Linked DNA regions of Homo sapiens: region 1 is linked to region 2. The links are chromatin contacts, found by Hi-C or POLR2A ChIA-PET in ENCODE. All regions are on one chromosome and are shown on one strand. The core of a region is the stretch at or near the end of the contact, and the rest is flanking DNA. Distances in the headings are between cores, read along the strand shown.

The links. A loop is a pair of places that touch in the nucleus more often than their neighbours do. ChIA-PET counts read pairs that join two places held with the same protein, here RNA polymerase II (POLR2A). Pooled maps may share reads with other maps.
Region 1: a map of PC-9 shows a loop between it and region 2 (2.2-fold over the local background). The contact joins two enhancer-like sites. A Hi-C loop is called at or near these places in 1 of 168 maps with a recorded cell type or tissue (PC-9) and 1 of 50 pooled maps. POLR2A ChIA-PET finds 5 or more read pairs at or near these places in 5 of 52 experiments (GM10248, OCI-LY7, PC-9 and 2 more).

The regions. Positions count from the first base shown.
Region 1 is chr1:21,623,479-21,626,178 of GRCh38, forward strand. The region is part of intron 3 of RAP1GAP (RAP1 GTPase activating protein); the gene reads right to left. Among named protein-coding and RNA genes, the nearest start is that of LINC02596, 38 kb to the left of the region's middle. Within about 2 kb of position 1,258, at least 11 of the 41 ENCODE cell types and tissues checked have a DNase peak (open chromatin) inside an H3K27ac peak, as active enhancers do.
Region 2 is chr1:21,589,398-21,592,097 of GRCh38, forward strand. LINC02596 (long intergenic non-protein coding RNA 2596) reads left to right here. Exons shown (of 2, transcript NR_187321.1): 2 at 1,588-1,790. Among named protein-coding and RNA genes, the nearest start is that of LINC02596, 4.3 kb to the left of the region's middle. RefSeq lists enhancers at 1,431-1,970, 1,971-2,509. Within about 2 kb of position 1,276, at least 3 of the 41 ENCODE cell types and tissues checked have a DNase peak (open chromatin) inside an H3K27ac peak, as active enhancers do.

The DNA.
Region 1 (2,700 bases), core at 8-2,507, 34 kb after region 2:
CTGCTTTGGATGTTGCGGGGGCAGGGCTGCCCACCAGCTCAGAGCCATACCTCTGTTCAGCTTCCTGAAAGAGCTGCCAGTGGCTGCCCACCACCCTCCAGCCCCAGAACTAAGGGCTCCTGGAAGGAAAGCACTGTGCCCTCCCTTTCCCCCTAGACCTGGCCTTGAATCAGGTTTGGGCCTGGAGAGCCAGCAGGAACTCTGGAGATGGGTGTTCCAGACACGGTGTAGCTTTGGTTTTAATAATTAACAACAGCAAATATTGATTTATGCAGCCACTTCCAGGCCTGAATGCTTCCGGGCACCCATCGAAATCCAGCCAGAGAAACATCCATTCCCACACTGCCCCCGGGGGAGGCGAGACCTGCTCACAGCACTGGAGATGGCTGTGTGCCAGGTGGCATGGAAGGTGTGTGCACATATGCGTGCAGCCATGTGTGCGTGTGTGTGAGACTCCACGACCGGATGTGGCTGTATGTATGTGGGCATACTGTCTTTCTGTGTGTATGGGAATGCCTTGGTATGGGAATTTGTGTTTGTACATGTGTATCTCATGCATGTGCAAGTCTCTGAATATATTTACAGACCAGTGGCTGTGGCTGTGTGTTTTGTGTCTGTGACTCTGTCCCCATATGTAGGTGTGGGTAGGCTGTGTATGTACGTGTGTGCAGGTTTCTGAATCCCCGAGTGGAGAAACCCCTGTAGGGAGGAGGGAAGGAGGGTCCTGGGTAGCTCGATGCCTGTACAAATGTGGGGCCTGAAGGGAGGAGAATGTCCCTTCTGGGTGCCCTGTCCAGCCCTGGGAATGTAATGACGCTGATAAGAGCTCAGCTTCCTAATTTCTACTTTCCAAAGTACTTTCACCCAATTGCAAGCTGGCAAGGCAGGTAGAGAAGAAACTGTCACCTCTGTTTTACAGATGAGGAACCTGAGGCCCAGAGACGGGCAGGGATTTGCCCACTGGCAGAGGAAGGTCACCTGCCCTTCAGATGGATGCCATCCATGTTATAAATGTGCACAGAGCTAGGGGCACCAGGGGAGGGGAATGGAGAATATGTCACAGGCCTGTGTTCCCTCAGCCCAGCACTGGCTTGCTGGAGACCCCAGATGAATCATTCAGTCTCTCTAGCCCCTGGTTTCCTCTCCTGTCAAAGGAGGATGGTCCACAGACTCTTGATTCTGAGGTGGGGGTGGGCTGTCGGGAAGGGAAGGTTCAGAGCCCGCTGTCTGAGCTGTGTTGGCACAAACGGAGGCTTCTAGCCAGACTGGGTGGAAGCCAGGAAGCCCGAGGGGAGGCAGCTTTTCAATAATCCGAGAAGGCCAACCCCAGGCTGTCTAGCACGCAGGGCCCAGGGCTATGGGCTGCTCTCTCTCTCTCTCGTCTCCTGATGGGAAGACTGAGGCCCAGGGAGGGGAAGCTGTGGTCCGAGGGCATACAGCCCTTGGTGAGAACCCAGGGCTCCTCCTGAGATGCTCAGGGGAAGAGGGACTGGGAGCTTCATTCATGAACCCAGCTGTCAAGTGAGGGCTGCCATTGAGTCTCTCCCTTCCTGCCAAGCCCCGGATCCACATGCCCCAGTCTTGGGCTGTTGCCCAGACAGAGAAAACAGGAGTCAGTCTCAGGAATCTCCTGCTGCTGCTCCCAGCAGCCCCACGTGGCACCCCCATGAAGGTGGTGGCCCCACATATGGACACCATTCCTTGGCCATCTGCCCTCCCAGCCTAGGCAAGGTACGTGGCCTTTATTCCAGGCCAGAGCTCTCAGGGAGGAGCCTGGTGGATTTTGCCTCTGCTATTTTCTGGCTGTGTGACCTTGGGAAGACCACTTTACTTCTCTGATCTCCTGCATCCTCAACTAGATAATGCCTACTACCCAAGGTTTACTAAAAGGACCAGGTGGCATGATGTCTGTGGGTGTGCTTTAGAAACTGCAAAAAGTACTGCAAAAGTGAGAGCTTGTCACCCCTGCATCAGAGAGGCCCTAACACCAGGCCCTCTGGTCAGACAGCTTGCATCCGGTCGTGGCCCCACCACATCCAACCTGAGTGACTTCGGGCAAGTGACTGAACCTCTCTGAGCCTCAATTTTCTCATCTGCAAAATGGGACTGATTATAGTAGCTATCACATAGTCCAAGGATGAGATGAAATACTGCAAATAAAGCATTAAGTACTCTCTTAGTACACAGTAAGTCTCAATAAATATTAGAGGTTATTTCTGCTATTTGATGTCCTGCATACATTGTTCAGTTATCTATTGCTTTACTGGACTGTGGCTCCTTGAGAGCAGGATCTGTATCAGATTGGTTTCTGGTCGCTTGGCACCCAGCACAAGGCTTGGCATGAAGCAGGTACTGGGCAAACGTTTGATTTTAACGATAATGATAGAGGCTCGTTGACAGGGCTCTTGCTCTGTGCCGGATGCTGTGCCTGGGCCGCCCTGTCTGTACTTTGCAGCAATCTTCACAATGACCCTGTGAAGTGGGTCCTCTCATTGCACCTGGTTTACAGATAAGGAGACTGATGGTGACGTTGATTGTGGAGATGATGAAGATAGCTGGGGGGCTGGTTTATTCCCAGCTGTTTTGCTTAGATTCGCCCTAAGCCCCTCCCTGCCACAGTCTACAGACCTAGGTTCAACGTTTGTGACTGCACCAGCCTCACCCCGGGCTCAGGAGTGGCAACCCCTTAGGAGCTAAACC
Region 2 (2,700 bases), core at 26-2,525:
AGAAAGAAGTAAAGTGAATGTAATCCTAATCAAAATCCTATTGGTCAGGCCAGATGTGGTGGTTCATGCCTGTAATCCCAGCACCTTGGGAGGCTAAGGCAGGAGGATCACTTGAGCCCAGAAGTTCGAGACCAGCCTCAGCAACAAAATGAGGCCCCAATTCTAGTCCCGGGTGTGGTGGTGAGATGGGAAGATAGCTTGAGCCCAGGAATTGAAGGCTACAGTGAGCTATGATCGTGCCACTGTGCTCCGGTCTTGGCGCCAGAGTGGGACACTATCTCAAAAACAAATAATAAATAGAAAGACAAGTCCCTGAGAATGAATGTGGGAATGACTGAGATCCTTCCAGCCTGGGCTGCCCACCTCCCATCCACAGCCTGGTCAGCTGGAAGAGCCCATGTCAAGCACGAGGTTGTGTCCCCTGCCCATTGTACAGATGGGGAAACTGAGGTCTGAAGGAAGGCAGGGCTGGGGTCTAGGTCTTCTGTCTGCCAACCCCGACTCTTCTGCCAGCCTCTAAGGTGGACTCCTGTCTGAGCCAACTCAATGGCTGGGTTGAAACCTTCCAACTGGGACATTCCTGAAGGGGGTGAGTGTCTCTCTGGAGGTCCTCCTGTAGATGGACCTGGGGCCTGGAGTCTTCCCCTCCTGGGTCTCCCCAAGGCAGTGTTTGCCCATGCTGGCCTCTGCCCCTGGCCTGGCCCCGCCGTGGCCTTCAGGACCCCTCTAGGTCCCTGGCAGGGCAGCCCCATGCCTGGCTCTGGTCACGGTTCCTGCCCTGTGGCCAGGACCAAGGCCCCCCCCTGGCCCTTGCCCAGACCACCCAGCGCCAGGGCCTGGCGGAGCCCGGGTGGCTGGCGGGCAGTGCTCCCAGGCTGGCCAGCCGTGGTCTGGCCCCGCCTGAGGGGCTGTGGCCTGGGAACCGTCAGCTGTCTCCTCGGGGAAGCGGCTGGGATCTCCAGAACAAACAGGGAAACCACAGGCTCCCCCACCACGCCCCCAAGGAGGGGCACGGCCTCTGGCCTTGCCCGCCAACACCCCACTCTCCAGGCCTGGCTCCCCACTTCTGGGTGAATAGAAAGGAGGCCTGGTGGCAAGCAGGTCCCAGAAGTGCCTGATCCTCAGGTGGTGAAATGACAAGGAGTTCCCCAGACGGAAGCGCCCAGCACAGGGCACTGCACACGGGAGGCCCCTGAGAAACAGCAGCCCTGGACTCATCCACCGCTGGCTCAGTGGGAGCCACAGCAATCCTGGGGGATTCCTGTACTTGGCAGGGCAGGCTGGGACAGCCGCCCTAATTCAGACCGGCTGGGGGATGGGGTGCATGTGACTCCACTAAAAGCTGCAATTAGAGCCCAATTTAAAGAAACGCTGTGTTAGTTCCTCCCCGGGTAGATGTGATTATAGGCTCGGAGCTAAACCGTTTCTAACAGGATGACACATGGAGAGGCCCCTTCTGGGCTCTGGCAGGATGCCCAGCCCAGCCCCCGGCTGCACGACTGGGGAAACCAAGGCCCGGAATTCACACTGCAGGTGAAGAGGGGGCGAGGCTTCGGCTCCATCCCCACCTCTCACTTTTCTCTACAGGATTTCATGCTGCATCTAGAAGCCAAAACGCTGACACCCCTTGAAAAGGAGGGCTGGGAACTGAGATGATTGACGCCCCAAGGGGAAGCGGGCGCTTCCCAGAACAGCCTCGGCATGACCTGGACATGGAGCCAGGCGGCTGCTCCTTGCCCAACCCATGGGGGCCTTGCAATGATTAATAATAATAATGATGATGATAATGGTGCCAGCAGCAGCCGTGGCTCCCTTTGGAAGTGCTCCCGGGGGGCAGGCAACATCTCACGCATTCTCGCAATAATCCTGCCAGGGAGCTGCTAGTGTAGCCCCATTGCAGGGCTGGGGAAACCAAGGCTCCGAAGGGTCAATGACTTGCCCAGTGTCATGCCAGGAGCCAGTGGTATGTTCCTGCTGGGATTGGACAAGCGCCTGAGATCCTGAGCAGGGGGCAGAGTTCAGGGGGCGGTCGGGGGGTCATCTCAGTGAATGGCAACAATGAGTGAGTAAGCGAGCCTGTTAGCAAGTGAATGAATGAGTGAACGAATAAAAAGGCTGTTTAAGGAATTCTGCCCCTGGGGAGGCATGAAAGGGCCACAGGTCTCTCCCTAGTTGCCTCCCCCCGCCACCTCCAGGGAGACCCCTGAGATTAATGGGCCACAGACAAAGGCCCAAGTCTCACCTGCCCAGAAACAAGGACCCCTCACTTCCCGGGTTCCAGGGGTCCCCTGTCTCGTCCAACACCCCGCTAGGGCACAGGGCACTGCACACGGGAGGCCCCTGAGAAACAGCAGCGTCACTGAGCAGTGCCCTCTGGCCTGCGCCCCCCCACCTTCATCCCAGCCATCCCCAAATGCCACAAGGGTAGATCACCTGCCCTAGTCCCCACCACCACCTGCACCCTTGCCCAGGGCTGAATTCCCACATAGGATTGGGGTCTGGGGAGGGGCCAAAATAAGGGAAAAGCTGATCTCTCTTTACCCACTCTGCCCCCTCCCGTCCCCTTTGCAGCTCATATTGGGGAGTCCCTGGGTTGGGGGTGGCACACACTTGGTTCCTAGGAGCTTGGGCAGTAGGGTACTACTGCCCCTCCATTCCCCGGATGCGCATCCCCCTCCATTCCCCGGATTCTTCATTCAT